2 separate regions of the Mus musculus genome follow, and region 2 is linked to region 1. A link is a loop called in an ENCODE intact Hi-C map of the cell type or tissue named here. Cell type or tissue: left cerebral cortex. All regions are shown on one strand. Each heading gives the region's core, and the rest is flanking DNA. Links, peaks and the distances in the headings are about the cores only. Region 1 overlaps Smad1 (SMAD family member 1). Region 2 holds the start of Ttc29 (tetratricopeptide repeat domain 29).

The links. A loop is a pair of places that touch in the nucleus more often than their neighbours do. Peaks named below come from ENCODE experiments on the same cell type or tissue, not always from the same donor. Only the 100,000 strongest peaks of a DNase experiment are listed, where the experiment ranks them.
Region 2: it touches region 1 in a loop (9-fold over the local background); 2 of 42 quality-filtered maps call a loop at or near these places.

Annotation. Positions count from the first base shown.
Region 1 is chr8:79,351,083-79,359,529 of GRCm38, reverse strand. It overlaps Smad1 (SMAD family member 1), which reads left to right. Exons shown (of 7, transcript NM_008539.4): 3 at 3,061-3,318; 4 at 6,084-6,200. Among named protein-coding and RNA genes, the nearest start is that of Smad1, 44 kb to the left of the region's middle. In left cerebral cortex, for the core only: no CTCF peak of the experiment used is centred there; DNase peaks (open chromatin) are centred at 3,599 and 7,568.
Region 2 is chr8:78,212,623-78,221,069 of GRCm38, reverse strand. It overlaps Ttc29 (tetratricopeptide repeat domain 29), which reads right to left and starts at 7,728. Exons shown (of 14, transcript NM_183096.3): 1 at 7,522-7,728; 2 at 6,999-7,062; 3 at 3,053-3,165; 4 at 2,185-2,283; 5 at 237-320. The coding sequence starts at 2,276. It overlaps Gm39202 (a long non-coding RNA gene), which reads left to right and starts at 7,777. Exons shown (of 3, transcript XR_878950.3): 1 at 7,777-8,220. In left cerebral cortex, for the core only: no CTCF peak of the experiment used is centred there; a DNase peak (open chromatin) is centred at 7,820.

The DNA.
Region 1 (8,447 bases), core at 299-8,298:
AAACCTCAGGGCCCAAAGGCAAAAAGAACAGATTCTGATAATGTTTAGAAAGCAAATTTGGACTCTGGCTTCTCCAAAGTATCTTGTAGAAAACAGCATCTCTGAAGACATCAGGAGAGCAGTTCCAAACTAGCATGCTGTCCGTAAGTAGCAAGTTTGAGGTGCTTGGCGACTTGGACGATACTGCATGTGTGTCCCTAAATTCATGTTGTAACCCAAACCCCAAGTACCATGGAATGTGAGTTTTAGAGACGGGGCCTTTAAGAAAAAGATAAAGTAAGATGAGGGCATTGTGGGAGGCCCTAACATCCTTGTAAGATGGGCTAAGCTATGCAGAGATGCACCAGGATAGTAGGCCACCAGGAGCAGATAACAGAGGCCTGGGGAGAACCCTTCATCATGGACATGGTCTCCATGATCACAGGAAAATGAATTTCTGTTACTACAGACACCACTCTTTGGTATTTTATTACAGCTGCTCTGGGAAACTAATATAGGCAGTGTCTGCAGATCACAGAGCCACCATGGACTTGAGCTGACTGTCCCGTGCTTTTGCTTTTCCAGAACTGGGGATGAACCTGGGCTAGGCAGGGACTGCACCACTGAGCTATACCCAATGGCCTTTTCTTCATTTTAACTATGCATGAATGCAGGTGCCCTCAGAGTCCAGAAGGATCCAGATGGAGTTATCCATGTGGTTGCTGGAAACTGGAAGAATGGTGCATGCTCCTAACTACTGAGCTTCTCTTCAGTTCTTATTTTGAACAGTTTCGCTAAGTTGCCCAGACTGGCCTCGAACTCATTTTTGCAGCTAAAACTAGCTTTGCACTGAGTATCCTCCTGCTTCCATCTCCTGCCCAGCTCTTCCTTATTGTAAAGAAGGCATTTCAGCTCCAAGATATTTTCCTGTGCACTAGTGAATGGAATGGCCTCTCAAAAAAGCATCAAGAACTTTTTTGTTTCCAAAAGGTAGGCAGAGACGTTAACTAAAGCCATTTGGAAAGAGAAGCATGCACCCTGAACACCAAGAAGAAAAACCAACAGGAACTGGGTGTCATTGAAACCCCTGGTGGTGGTACACACTTAATCCCAGCACTCTGATCACAGAGGCAGGCAGCCTCCGCCAGACAACCAGAACAGCCAGGCCAAACACGAAGGTGCTCTCTCCTTTTCTTAATAAAATGTGAAAATAAATAAACAACCAAAAAACCCAAGAAACGAAATGATGGCAGGGCCACAGAGCAGAGCAGAAGGAAACGTCTGAGAAATTGGCAGAACATACATAGGACATTGTGAGAAAGGTCCCCTCAGTCCCCAGAACAACGATGGACTCCCTATAATCAGCGGCATTTAAGGTGGCTGGTTAAACAGTTAGAAAAAGATAAAATTAAATGCATTCCTCGTACCACAAATAAAACTAGCGGCTCAGAAACCTAAACAAATTGGGAAACTCTCCATGCCCCAGAAGGGAAGGGTATACAGGGATGAATTCTTCCATTCAGTGTGGGTATACAAGACTTTATGACTGCAGATTCAACACACACACACACACACACATACACACAGAGAGGGGGGGGGGAGGGGAGGGGGAGAGGAGGGGAGAGGAGGGGAGGAGAGGAGAGGAGAGGAGAGGAGAGGAGAGGAGAGGAGAGGAGAGGAGAGGAGAGGAGAGGAGAGGAGAGAGAGAAACCTTGAGCTGCCTGTGAGGAGGTTAGAATGAGGGAAGTGAGTTGGAGGAGACAGGGTGGGAGGTGGGTGCTTCTGACCTTCAGAGCACAGGAAGTGTTTTCTGGATTTGAACAAAGCTCTGGGGATGTCGCTGAGGACTGACAATGAATTGAGCAGATAAGCCTAACCCTGGAGGTGGGAGTTATACCCAAACACGTTTTGAACAAAAATGTAAATGAATCCAAGAATTTTGCATATAAAACCAACCATGCAGTTTTACAACATGTTGCTTTTCTCTGTTATTTTGGGCCACAAGGGCAGAAGGGCTTCCAAAGGTCTTTGTCACTAAGGGGAAGCTACCTGGTGACTCTGGAGAACATCTTGGGGTGTGATAAAATTCCCCAGGGTGGGGTTCTATATGTTACAGGCAGCCCATCCCATGCAGGTCATCAATTTGGTGGTGGCTCTGCCAGGATTTGGGGAGTTGACCACGCTGATCTCCACCATCTTAGTTTCTTAACCTGAAGCTTTCAGGAGAGACCACTCTTTTTTTCTTGTGTTTATGTACCTACCTCTTAGCAAAGTGTGACTGTGCCATCTGGGTCCTCCTTGACCCTGTTTTGTGGATAACTGGCCATCTCCCTTGGCCTTTGGGTGTTCCATGCCCACTGTGTTTATTTCTTCAACCTTCTTCATTCTGCTGCTTTTTATTTTAAAAGGAGCTAATGGGTCAATTAAAATACTTAGCTGGTAAGTAATATTCAATATCATTTCAATAACTCAGATGTCAGCAGACTGTCAGGTAAGAAGACCATCACAGGCAATATATAAATACATAAACAGGGTAGCCCAGGCTGGACTCCAGCCTGAGGTCCTGTGGCCTTTAACCTCCTTCCTGAGTACTGGGATTGTGGGTGTGTGCCACTGTGCTGTGTGCCTTTGCGCGATATGTGTATGGAGGTGTGCACACGCCACAGACCAACTTTGTGGAATCTCTTCCATCCTCCCTTTACCTGAGTTCCAGGGATCAAACTCAGGTCACCCAGCTGTGTGACAAGCCCCTTTACCGATGAAGCCATCCGGCTAGCCCGTGATGTATATTGTTATCTGTGCTTTAGGTTTTGTGTGAATAGGAAGATTTAAAGTGGAATAAAGCAACATGTTTTATTCTAAAACTGTGTTCTGAGCCTTCCCTGGGTCAACAGGCCAGGGGCGCTGCTCTCTGGCTGGAGTCCTGTGATTGGGACTGAAGAGTCACTTTCCCTCTGGTCAGTACTGTGGAATTGACAGTTGAGGTTCTGGTCATTTGCCCTCACTTACTGTGAGGTCGTTAACAGTTTTCACCGTTCTTATTTGTCTCTCTCGCTCTCTCTCTTTTCTTCCTGCTTCCAGTTCTCCCGCCGGTGCTGGTTCCGAGGCACAGCGAGTACAATCCTCAGCACAGCCTTCTGGCTCAGTTCCGCAACCTGGGACAAAATGAGCCTCACATGCCACTGAACGCCACGTTCCCAGACTCTTTCCAGCAGCCCAACAGCCACCCGTTCCCCCACTCCCCCAACAGCAGCTACCCCAACTCTCCTGGCGGCAGCAGCAGCACCTACCCTCACTCCCCAACCAGCTCAGACCCGGGCAGCCCTTTTCAGATGCCAGGTAAGAGGGCGTGTCCAGAGATTGGGGATGGGGTGTTTGGGGAGGTGGATGGGCGTGGCCTGCAGGGAGGCAGTCTGATCCCTGAGCAAGCACCCCCCCCTCCAGCCCGTGCTTCAGAACAACATTGTAGAGAGAGGAGTCTCACAGCCCAGACAAGGGACGGCCTGTTTGATTCCTGCTGCATTTGCCCCTTGTTTTCAAACGTTTTGAAACAGCTGCATCCTTCTGGGAGTGGCATGGTTGTTCCAGCCTCTGCTCTCCATAAAAGAAAGAGCGAAAACCACACAGTGCCGGTCTGAGAAGCGGCTCCGGACATCGAAGAGCCCTTGCTGTCAATGCAGACTTGGAAGAGCTGTTTTCTGAGGGGCCCCAACTCCCATTTAATTAGATTCATTTAACCAGTGATGTAATCCCAACAAGCCTGTACTTTTAACAAGGGATTGTAACAGACATGCTGGAGACCATCTGCTGTTTAACTTAGCAGAGACAGAACCAGCTATTTTCCTGTTGTAGTCATAATGGATGCTGTAATAGTTATCAAAATACGTGATTAATTAGAACGGTCTAGTTTTCAAATTGCAGGTTAGTAAACAAGCATGTCAAATATTAGTGCCAGAGTACTTGCCAGTCAACAGCAAAAGGATCGTATAAGCAGAAGACGATCTTGGATCTGGGTATTTTGTGAGGGAAGATGACTGGGCAGGCAGGCAGGCTTATGGAACCACTTAAAGTGCTTTAGGTTAAATTGGAGTTCAGCATCCATGAACCTGAAAACCTTCGGAAATTGAAGGGTGGTCCACACTTTTTGCTGCTGCTTTTTTTTCTTTTTTAATAATTACTCTTATTTTTCAACCTGTTAATTTTGCATTATGTCTTTCTGTTTGGGATGGAGATGGAAGAGAGAGTATTTTAATAACGGGACGAACAACACTCGATGGTTTCCTATCTACCCATTCCCCGGCAAGCCTGTAGAGTCAGATGGATGGGTTGGTGGTGGCAGGGTTCATTTCAGAGGACTTGAGCAGGGGCAACTCCGGGCGAGCCCCAGTGAAGAGAATCAGAGACTATTGCTAGAATTCACTCTTGTCCGTGGCTGCCAGGGTTCAAAGCACCACTGAGAAGAGCAAAGAGACCGGGCACGCTCTAGCGGAGATAGAGCAAAGAGAAAGGGTGCGCACTAGCGGAGATAGAGCAAAGAGAAAGGGTGCGCACTAGCGGAGACACCCGAACACGATCAGTAAAGACCTGGCCACTTGGAGCCCTGTTGGTGTAAACTCATCGGCTCTGTTGAGAACAGCCTCCTGGTTTTGTTCCTGGCTTGAGCAAAGTAGACTTAACTTAGAGCTGCAGCAAGAAGCTGGAGTGTGGAGAGGGCAGACTGCGAAGTGCAGGAAAGTACCTGGAGCCTGCCTGGCTCTCTGCTCCTTAGCAGCTAGGCTAAGATTCTGCCAGGGTCAGGGGTGGCGGCAACTGCCAGGGAGCCCTGAAGGAGCAGAGTTTGTTATTTGGGGTCCACAGTTGCCCCTAAGTATCTACCCAAGCATTTATGAACCCCTAAGGTAAAATTCCATTCTCAAGGCTCTGCCGTACATGCTGGGTGGGCTGACAGGCCAATGAGGAACTGGTTTTCTGAGTCCTGTAAGAAAATACCAGTCTTGCATTAATGTGTGTGGTTTCAGTAATCTCATTACTTACTAGAAACTGTTCAGAGAAGATCTATGTAAATTCTAAAGCAGAAGACAGCTGAGCTAAACTGATTTCTTTCCTACTATTCTGTTATTGGGGATTTTTAGGCTAGACATTGCTTAAATGGTTATGGTGAAGGTAGTCCTAAGAGATTGCTTAACGTCATGGGAAACCAAAGTCTCAATTAGTAGGCCGTAACAAACCCAGACAGTAAATTCCTGCCCAGATGTTTAATGTCAGAGGCCTGGGAAGAAATTTCCCCTTACTAAGTCTTGTCAGGCAGTTTGGTTACAGCAGTGAAACCAAACTAGTCTGCTGCATGAGAGTGTGCACACGTGTTCTTCTCAGTGGATTTCGAGGGGCCATGATCCTGCAGAGTCATGGGGGCTCCGGGAGCCCACTTACGGCTTATTTTTCTTTTCACTGAGATGTCACTGGGAACAAAGTTTGGGGCTGTGATCGTTTTCTGAAACTGTACCTTAAGTCCAATGTCTTTAGCCATCTCATCCTTTGTGGAGGGGTAAGGGGTTGTGGGTGAGGCAGGGTCTGATGTAGCCAAGGCTAGCCTTGACTTCTTCTTCATCCTGCCTCTGCTTTCCACCTGCCAGGACTGCAGGCATACACCACCACATAAGCCTGCTCGTTAAAAGGGCTGATTCAGCTTGAGTGCTTAATACTCAGGGAAGCAGGGACAAGCAGAGCCCTGGGGCTCACTGGTCGAGCAGTCTAGCCTGCCTGAAGAGTTTCAGGCCAGGGAGAGTCCTTGCTTCTCTCCCCCCCCCATAATCCCCCCAAAAGGTGAGAAGCTGGTTAGATGGCTCAGTGGGTAAAGACACTTACTGCTATTGTGAAAACCTGAATTTAGTCCCTGGAACCTACATGTTGGAGAGACCTAACTCCCCAAGTTATGCTCTGATCCCCCCATGTTCTTCTCCCCCCCACAATAATTAAATCCAAAGTTATCTTCTGACCTCCTACATACATGTACACACACATGCATCTGCGTACACAAAGACTCTCAACACAGAACAGAATATATGCCTGACACATGTATTTTCTTTTTCTTTAAAACTTTGTAGCTGACACACCCCCACCTGCTTACCTGCCTCCTGAAGACCCCATGGCCCAGGATGGCTCTCAGCCCATGGACACGAACATGATGGCGCCTCCACTGCCCGCTGAAATCAGCAGAGGAGGTAAAGTCGGTTGCTGCTTCTCCCTCTTAGAGTTTATTGTCTGCAGTCCAAGGGTTACTTTCAGTCATACAGACCTTCCAAAAGTAGCTGTTTATGAAACATACAAAAAGCAGTTGTTGTTGTTGTTGTTGTTGTTGTTGTTGTTGTTGTTAACCTAAGGGAAAGAATTCTCTAGTACCCAGCCCTTTGCTTAAACTCTGTCACAGTCTCATAAGAGACCTCAGATTCAATACATATTGAATGTATTTTCAATAGCTTACCAAATGGCCTTAAGCATCCTCCTGCCATTTTGTACTAGAAAGTTAAGTGAGGCTAAGTCTCAGCATTGGTGATTAGAAAACCAAGCTGTTGGCAAACTCTGAAGATAACCAAGCAGGCTGTTCATCCATCGGTGCTGAATATTAAGCCGACATTTATTATTTATTTTAAAAATGAGCAAGTGTATCTATCTCATTAGCATGCTAATTTGCTTTTACCTTTTGTAAATGGTTACATAATGTAAACAAAGAACCATTTAGAAATATATTTATACGTGATTTAGTATCAATAAATACGTGATTTGTATAGCTGTTTCATGTACCTGCATACATATGAGGTTATTGGAGAGCTCTTGGGCATGAAGAGCTAGAGGGGACAATGGCGAGGCCTGTGTTACATAACATAGTCCTTTATTTAGATGGCCGTGTGTTCAGGTCTTCAGTAATTAATAACTTGGGATCGGTGCTGTAAGAATTGTCTTTTTAAGGGCCAAGGGGAAACAGGCCATCCACAGGACTGCAAAGCAGACTTCCCACGGGTGATCCCACTGAAATCCATACAGCTGGGTTTCCAAACGGTTGTCTTTGTGTTAGAGTAGACACACACACACACATATACACACACAATGCGTGCGCTGGCACCTCGTCTATTTTATAGCTCTTATCCATCACTGGAACAATGGTGCGTTTTCCCGTTCTGCACTCATGCCTCACTTTGTTACCAGAAGAATTTACAGGATGAGAATGTATCCCTCTCCCCTCAAAGAATTTACAATTGAACTGAAATTCACCTTCCCTCCTTGGGGAGGGGCCTGGTCGTCACCACCAGCTCCATTTCAGCCCAGTAATGAGCTGGCGGATGGCCCCACACACTTCTCAGGACCACAGTGGCATGTTGAGTGGGAGCAGAGAAAAGCAGATGCTAGAATCCCTGAATCCCGCCCCAGACACCAGGCACACTACCGCATGCCAAGAGGTGCCATGCTGCCCTGGCAAGGTCTCCCATCCGCTCAGTAACTTCTGGGAGGGGCCTCCGGCAAGCACTCAGCCCAGGGGTGAAGCAAGTTGAAAGTAAAAGCCACGTGACTGCTGACTAGGTTTTATTTTGTTCCTAACCCCACTTTCAGTGAAACGAGAGGTGCCTTGGCCTGAGTCAGAGTTGCTGATGTTTTTTCAAGACTTAACTATTATGCTGTCCGTATGGTAGTGTGAGGGCAACAGCATGCCCTGTTCATATGTGTTCAGACCCACAGACTAACCAAGAACAAGCCCTGACACCAGCTCTGGATTCGGGACGATGATGTGTCCATGTAGGCTCCTGAATTATACTGAGTACACCAATCTGATGGCAGATCTCTGTGATGGGAGGATGTACGGAAAGTCTCTGTGCCAACTTTGCAGTGACCCAAAACGTTGGCTCCAAAAATAAATACCCTTTATAAAACCCTTAGCTGTACAGTTAAGTAAATTGGAACATACATGAATCAGTGATTGTGTTTTGAAGTTTCCTTTATAGGTGCTCTGTGTTTTATGGGTCTTGGTCATCGTTAGATGTTGGGAGTCAACAAGCGAAGAGTGTGAGAGAGGAGCCTCTATCTGACCCAGTTTTGGAATTTTTATTTGGGGAGCAAGATACCCTGTGTGGACCCTGTATCTGTACTGATGAGATTAGCTCTAATACCCCAAATAGAGACCATACTTTTAAGATTTTTTTTCCTTTTAAACAGCTTTTAAAATGTTCCCTGTTAGAGCCAATTTAAAATCTCCTTGTATAGTCAAAGGAAAAAAATGATGGCTTTTTTCCTGTTGTCACCTATGGTGGTTTTCCCAGAGCAAGGGTCAGCAAACTACAGCCTGCAGACAGATCAGCCCTCTGTCTGTTTTTATAAATAAAGCTTTATTAGAACACAGCTGTGCCCATTTGTTACATATTATCAATGGCTGTTTTCGTGTGATACAAAGGCATAATGGAATAGTTGTGCTAAAGACC
Region 2 (8,447 bases), core at 213-8,212, 1.1 Mb after region 1:
AATATGCTAGTATAATATCTTGATAAATATAAGAATTTTGAGAGCCAAAAATTTAAAGACTTTGATGTGTGTAAGATCAATAGACATGACTTATCACTATTTAATATCAGTTTTAATTTTTAAATGCCATGTTCCAGCGAAAAAGTTTACTGCACAGGAAAATTGAAATTCCAAGAAAGAATCCAGACAAAAGAAACAAACTTTATATTAAAGTGCCTTTAAGAGGCCACACTTACGCAGCCACCTCTTCTTTCGACAGCCCTTTGAAATTCTGTTCCAGGTAATAATCTATGTCCTCTTTCTCTTTGATCAACTGGGCCCTAAATGGAGTAGAAAGAAATAATTTAGTACCGTCTGACCAAGTTGAAAAGCTTCCGAACACACGAGTGCTACCAGAAGAGAAGACACATCAGGTAGACGAGGCATCCGGGGTGAGCGCTCTGCACTAGCTGTAACCTTACATTTTTGGGATCATTTCTAAATAACTTGAAAGGCAGAAGACAGGGAAGAGTAGACGTAATGAATAAAGGGTGTATTGTACTATTGTATGTATTGCCATAGGTCACAGCCTGGAGTCCTGTTGTCTTCCAGCTCACTCATGGGTGTCGTAGTATTACGCTTGCTTTTTTTTTTGGTAGAAGACCTTGAGTCAAGAACAACTGTTTGATTCAAATGTATCAAACGTTTTTATTCCTAACATTATTAAAGTTTTCCCCGGAATGCTGTTGAAAAGGTTTATTTTTCCCCAATTGTTCTATTGTTTTGCTTTTGTTTTTCAGACAAGTCTCGCTCTGCAGCTCAGGCAGGCCTTGTTACTGGCTGCCTCTGCCTCCTGAGCACTGATCAATCACGGGTGTGCCCCATCATGTCCTATTAAAAACTTGTTTGTGTTTCTTTCTCAAACCATGCATGAATCTCAAATTATTGAGATATAAGATGCAAAATTTTTAAACAGATTTTATTGAAAAATGTGTTCATGTTAACATCCTCTATATTTGTAAAAGTAAATGTCGATTAAATTCCCAGAGCCCTGTGTGCATGGCACTAAACATCCCTAAATAGTCACACTTTTACTTACAGAATACTTATTAAAGGGTGATTGTAAAAAACTTTATCCTAGATAGTAACAATAAAGATAGCTTCTTTAATAACACTCTTTAAAAAAGATCCATCTGCTCTTAGGGAAGTAACAGTCAGCTGTGTTTACTGCTCATTTTAAAAAGAATATGTAACTTAATCAGGGCAAAAAGACAGACAATCAAGCTTTTTGAATTTTGTAAATATTCCAAAAATTAAAGAACATACATATGCATGTGTGCATGCACACAAATTATGCACTTATTAAATGAGAATAAGCACTTATTCTCACCTAAGAATAGATTTGTGTTTGCATTGGTTTGGTTATACATTTGCTTTGTTCCAGGGGCTTCAGTCTTTTCAAGAAAGACTAAAAACGCAAGACAAGAACAAAGAAGTCTTGTAATCATCTGATCGTTACACTTTCCAGGAATTGACATAAATGCACACAACGAAAATAGCCAAAAGTACATATGCAAATTATTTCTAGTCATAAGCAATACGTGTATTCCTGAAAGTCAACACACTGGCAAATGGCAACTTCAAACTTTCTCAGAATCTGTAAATATTCATAAATATAAGCACATCAATTTCTTGTTCTGGATTTTGTGACAACTCCAGTAGCTTGGTAGCCTCAGCAGCAGCAGCAGCAGCATGGAGAAGAATTTACAGTTCCCATCATCATTTCACCAGCTGAATCCTGCCTGCCAATCTATTCCAGTAGGAAGCATGCATCCTACTAAGAGCATAGTTCTCCAAAACAGAAGTCAGTCAGTGTTTGCGACTTTGTGAGCTAAAAGCCACATATGTTTCCATCTTAAAATCTTCTTTATTCTCTCTGTACGTATTTTTTAAAATCTTGAAACTCTATTAAAAACATAAAATAATTTCCTAGGAAATAAAAAAAATTAAACAACCACCGTCTTGGTAAATAAATATACTGGTTATACTTGAGCGAGTCTCACGAAGCCTTTTAAAACAGTGAATTTGAATATTTGACTATAACAATGTTATTATTTCTTTTCTTTACACAACTGCAGTTTTTGAGAATGCTATTGATGCTGATGGCTGCAGGAACTGTACTCTGTTGGAAGCAGGGCTCCATACCTTGGGATTTTTTTTGAAGAGCATGGTAGCTTCTGCCTGGCTAAGATCGCAAGCCTTGTATGAGTCATGGGAAGTGGGGGAAAGGTAGCCATTGGGGGGCTGCAAAATATAAGCAGAAATGATGGTTATAAAAGGATAAATCTTCAAAGACTCCCTGAAGATAGCATTAGCATTGTCCTGTGTATTGTCTGAGGTGAGGGTGTCTCCACATTGTTCAGGTTGCGTCTGCTATCTCCGCTACTGTCTGTCTTTTAGACAACTGTCTGTATCTCTACACCAGAGTGGTTGAGGAGTGAATACATTAAATGCATTGATGGTTTTACTTTGTTAAGGGTTCTGTTAATGGCCATGGTTGCAATGCAAGAATGAAGCCTCTTTGGATAGCTGTGGGTTTCCAGATTCATGCTTTCCTTTCCTGTTACAACACTCAGAAATAAAGGATTCCCTTATAATAATAGATGCTAAGAATGATTCTTAGTAAGGAGGCCGTTTCCCTGGGGAGGCAGATAGCTAAAATATGTAATATAGCAAATTATTTTAAAAATGTGTTGGTTTTAAAAGTTGTTTAAAACAGCTTTCTTTCTCACACATTGAATGCGTCAAGAATTTAGATAGGATGTAAAAGTGGTAGCTTTTCTTTGACTCTTAATGACTTACCTCTTCTGCATGCTTAGAGGCTCAAGTATCCCCACTAGGGACAGGACTTAGCTCCACACATCTATCAGGTGGTAAGGGCTATCATCTGGGACCCAAACAGAGTTATTTTCTAGAACACATACATGTATTGTGGTCATATATCTTGGGTTTTCTCATTGTATAGCAACCTCAGGATATCTCAGGGCCAACACAGGGCTTCAAAGGCAAGTACCTTAATGAAATGTCCAGAAGTTGAGCCCCTCTTAGGTCAGGGCCTCCAGGCCACACAGTCCTGTTGTAAAAAGTCTGTCCTTATGCAAAGTATGTGAATACAGAGCCATCCACCTGAGGGAGATTGTCACAGTTACACTTGAAGAAGAGAATTCTGGATAAGAGAGAAGATGGCAACCTTTTTTTTTTTTGAAATATCACAGATGTTAACATTGAGAAAGTTATTAAAACTATGTCCCCAAAGAAAGCAAGGTGGATCTTGGTACCAGAAGGACCTACAGAGAAAGGGTATCTATGGTGACAAGGCTCTTGGTGCAAGAGTCCACCTTCTACCTAAGTATGGAGACATTAAAAAGGCCAAATGTTACTGACACCATCACTGCCATGTGTACCAGCATGGCAGTACTCCCTCCCTTCATCAGCTACCTGAAAGGCTGTTTCTAAGTTTCAAATCACTTGTCACCCACGTTTAATACATGTGTGATCTGAAGCAAAGCCATCAACTCAGGTCCCAATAGTCAACAGATTATTTATGGAACCACTACTTTGTGACACTGTCCTAGGTGCTGAAGACACCATCCAGCAAAAAAAGACAAAAATCTCTGACCTCATGACATTTCCCTTATGGGAGTGGACACTCAAAAAAGTAGACATCAGTTACATGAGCAAAATAGACAGAGCATCATATGGTGATAAAAAAAAAACTTCATAGACGAAATACAACACAAGTGCTAAGCAACAGTGGAGGACACATGAGACAAGAAGACACTGTTAAACTTAGGGAGTCTTGAAGCTACCGTAGAAACTCTCGTGTTTTCTTTATTGACGTGATACTCTTTCTACTGTAGGTCTTCCAGATACCAGGATCCACCCTGGTTCCTTTGGGGTGACACACTTTCAGCTTCACTTTGAAAGGTTTACTCTGATTCTTCTGAGATTAAGACACGGAAAGGAATGCCAGGATGCAGAAGGACTACTGTTGAGGCATCTATGAAATCTGGCAGGAGAGGTATGTGGGAGGAGATGTAGTCAGACCTGTGACAGAGCCGTCTACAGACAGTGAACTGCTAAGATACCCATGGGCCTGGGATAGGGTAGGGGGACACCAAGACTACACAGGAAGGCTTGTGAAAGTCAGTTCGATAGGTTTGATCTCATGTTTCTAAGAACAATTATCACATCAGACTAAAGTATTTCTGCATAATTAAAGAGATAATTTAAATACAGATTAGTATTTTATTTCTGATACATTAGAATCTTATTACCCTGTTTATGACATGATTAACTGCATGAATCATAAACATATTCTATGTTTTTATAACATGTGCATATAGCTATGCAAATGCTTAGCTGCACAGTTAAAGCACACAGTCTGAACAGAAAGTAGTTTTTCTGCAGAATAAGCAACAGAAGTGAATGGTAATTACAAGGGATAACTTCATAATATATTAGCTTTGTAACTCAAAAAGATCTTTTTTTTTTTCTGATCAAAAGTTATATCAAGTTGGTTTATCTGGATGCCCAGAATTTATTAAATCGAAGTCTTGAACATAACATGTGATAGAAAGTTAATTCTCATGGATGTACTTAAAGGAACACCAAAAGGCTCCCCTAGCCTTTACAGAAGCTTACACCAGAATCCATGAAACCTTTATTGCAGAGTATTCAGCATTATGAAGTACAGTGGAGTGAATTCAGTTTTAAGTCCCCAACTAATGGGTTTCTAAGGGGAATAAAGACACCAAGAGCTACCACACCCTCCATTCAGCATACTCCATGTTTCAGAGGGAATGCATACTGAGGCCCCATTCTGCTTTCCAGGGCATTACAGGATGGTCTATGGAGCCAAGGAGTCTGAGTAGATATAGAGGCCTTTAAAAGATTCACCAAGGAGTTTCTCACATACCAGACAGACTCAGTTATGTATGCGCGATGCGGCAGTGTCAAAGAGTTCTGATATGGCCCATATACTCCACCTTGCCACCCCTCAAAATGGGCCTTCCTGTATGTTATACAAAAAAACAAGTGGGCTAGCTAAAATTTTCCAGAAAATATAAGCATATAATGAAATCAAATGCAAATGATATACTCGGGAACGAATCTGTGGCTTCGTTGTCACACATATCAACTGCAATTTTTTTTTCATATTGTAAGTCAACGATTCCAGCATTAAAGTTTCAGCTGCCAGCTCCTTCATTTTGCTCTCCTCTGATCTGAGAGCAGGAGCAGCGGGAACACCTTTACTCTTAAATTTAGTTTAATGTAAGTATTGCAAGCCCTGCTGGCAAGCCTCAAGGCACAAACTCTGAATGAGGGGTGGTCAGAGCTGAATTATAACGTGGGGGGAAAAGTTATTAACTGCATGCTGGAGAAACCTCACTCGACCCATCTGCGCTGGAGAATGGAAGCTAAGCCTTGGGGTGGATGTCTGGCAGGCTCTCTCTCCTTGGTCTCAACCCACATCCTACCTTGCCTATGATTGCTAAGCAAAGGTATTTTATTTTCTGTAATCAGTGGGTGGTTGCCACTTCGTCTATTTATACAATAAAAGTGTGTAGTTTGAATTACAGGCTTCATGTGGCATTTGAAATACACTCAATATTCAGGGTGTTCCTGTACCAAATTATTTTCCTCTCTTTGATGCCTTATAAGTTTGATCTTATGTTTCTTTTTATTAAGGCAGGAAGTAGCTACATTCCCACAAGTAACAGCAGCAGAGGAGGACAGAAGAAGAGGAAGGGAATGCCAGTGTGTGGAGGAAGCTCTCATTTCAGGCTTGTTCTGTTTTAGAGTGACAAAAGCCCCTGTTCACTATTAATGCGACTTGAGTCATTTTCCCATGATTCCCAGCCCTCGCTGTCCTAACTTCAGCTCAGCAATAAGGAACTTAGTCCATTCCTGCTGTGCACTACCTGGCCTAGGTCAGCAGTAAAAATGGAAGCCGCCCTCAACCCTTGGCCATCGGGTCCACCCCAACTCATCCCTACAGAAGAAAGCTGCAGGCAGGCAATCACTCAGTGAGAGAGAGGGAGGGAACCTCTGAAGCTGGTACCAAAATGTACTCAGGCCCTGGAACCCAGGCTGAAGCAGTGCACTAGGGAGGACCCAGGGGGCATTTCCCCCTCCTCTCCAATGCCAGTGAACGGGCAGTGCTACACGTGGCTGAGGCAGAGATCAAAAGGCTGCCTGGAGCCATTCTACAGTTGGTATTCAGAAAAGATTTGGCACATCCTTTGATCTGCTGGTTGGCACTCACATCAGCTGCAGTTACAGCCTCTGAGTTTGGCCCCCATGTACAAAGACAAATGAGAATGGAGAAGCAGGGGAGAAAGGTTTGAGAGTTCTGGGTCAGGCTGTATGTGTCCCGTGGTGGGAGTTTACATTTCTGGCTCCCAAGTGAAACTCTTCAAAGTGTAACCCTTGTGCCCACTCCCCCTTGACATGTCCCCAACAGGATCCACAAAAGGAGAGCAGATGACTGTGTCCTCTGCAGTGGCAGTTCAGAGAGGGACGAGTCTTAATGACTGCATTTCCAGGTCCAGCCACTGTGACGGTGAAAGCTGAGATGAGGGAAATGGAGCCAACAGACCCAGCAGAGAAATGATTATGCATCACTGAGAAATTCAAAATAAATATGATCTCCCCCCTCTATGATACAAAGTCATTCTTATGATTCAGAACTTTTTATATAAGAATTCTTTAGCTCCAAAAACATGAAGGGAACCACAGGATACATTTAGTAGACTATTTTTACATGATTGAAAAACAAGCTCACATAAATAAGTTTGAAATTTTGGATACTCCTAGCATGTTGTGGTAGACAGCTGGATGGGTTGTGAAATAAATAGTAACCACACATTTCCCACCACCTAACATTTAGTAGTAATGCAATCAAAACATCAGGTAGGGAAAGCCTTAGACGGTAAGGCACATTTTATCCAACTTACATTTGCAGATAACCGATTGCTCTGGGCTCTTAGAGGCCTGTCTGAAAATTCTGTAAGCAAAATACTACAGCAAAGAAAAGAGAAAAAAATGTTTAAATACCTAGCAAAATAATTCCTCTGTGCTCCTCATGTCAAGAAACAAGGCTCACTCACACCAGTGGATAATTAAGTAGCAGTACTGTGCACCCAGCATATATCATATATTTAAATGAACTAAAAAGTAAAACATCCCAGTTAGACACTAGGAAACTAATCACTAATTCAACAAAATGCCCCCCACCCCACCCCAAACATCTGAAACTCCAATATGGTTCAGGATGGTTCTTTCTCTGACATTTGTGAGCCCGAGATGTTTTTAATGACAGCTGATCCTTCTGTTTCCACCCACCTCGGAACAGGTCTGCTGTGCCTAGAGAGGTTTGGTTTTTCTTGGCCCACCAAGGTCCAAGGGGCAAGAAGAGCGCCTTCTGCGAGGGAATTGATTTGGGGGGATGAGTGGAGAGGGCCTTTTCTCTCCTCTTACCCAAGCTGGGGCCCAAGTAATGGAAGAAGGGGTTCTTGGAAAGGAAGAGCCGCCCACTCTTCTGGGAGCTGACCAGGTCCTGTCCCCAGCCTTGCCCCACAAACCTTAGAAAACTAGCTCTGGGCCTGTGATTCTGTGTCCCTGACTAAGCTTCTGCAGGCGGTGGGTGCTGGGCGCGGTACTCTCATCCCAGATTGTTGGCCTGGCTTGGTGCAGACAGGGGACGCTGAAAGCGTCTCCATGGAAACAGAGGGGCTCGGCGGGCCAGATGGAGGCGTAGTTAGGCTAAAATGGGCTTTAGGATTGGTCAGCTCCAAGACTCTTCAAGTGAGGGGGCGGTGCTTGGAGAGTGGGCCTGTTAGTGAGTGGGCGTGGCCTGCAAGAGGATCTGGTTCCTCCAGTGAACCCGCCAGAGAAATTCCCACAATCCAAGGGCCTTCTGAATGCCCCTGAGTTGTTTCCTTTTTTCAGTATTTCCATGCATTCAATTATTTCTTGTGAATATGCAATTGATTATTGTGACTACCTATAGCCAGCACCATCTCTTGTCTACACCAGGAGAGCCTCATCTGTTCTCAGGAATTCATTTTGTAGCTTTAAAGTAACTCCATTTGACCCGTGTGAATTCTCTCCCGGACTCTGCTCTCTGCTGATTTTCTGCACGAGTGTTTGTGAGTTCTATTTGCTGTCATCTCACAGGTAAAGATCTCTGAGTTAGAGGTCTAGAAAACTCTCTCTCTCGCTTGTTTGTATTTATTCTCCCCGCTTGCTGTTCCTAACTCTCTGGAAAGTCTATGACTGATCTTGTGCTGAACATGAGGTTCCTTAGAGATAGATCTTTGCAAATGAAAGAAAACTCAAACAAAAATAAAGGGGAAACAGTTTCCTCCAAGTGAATGTTGCTGGCTTCAGCTAGTTTTTTTTTT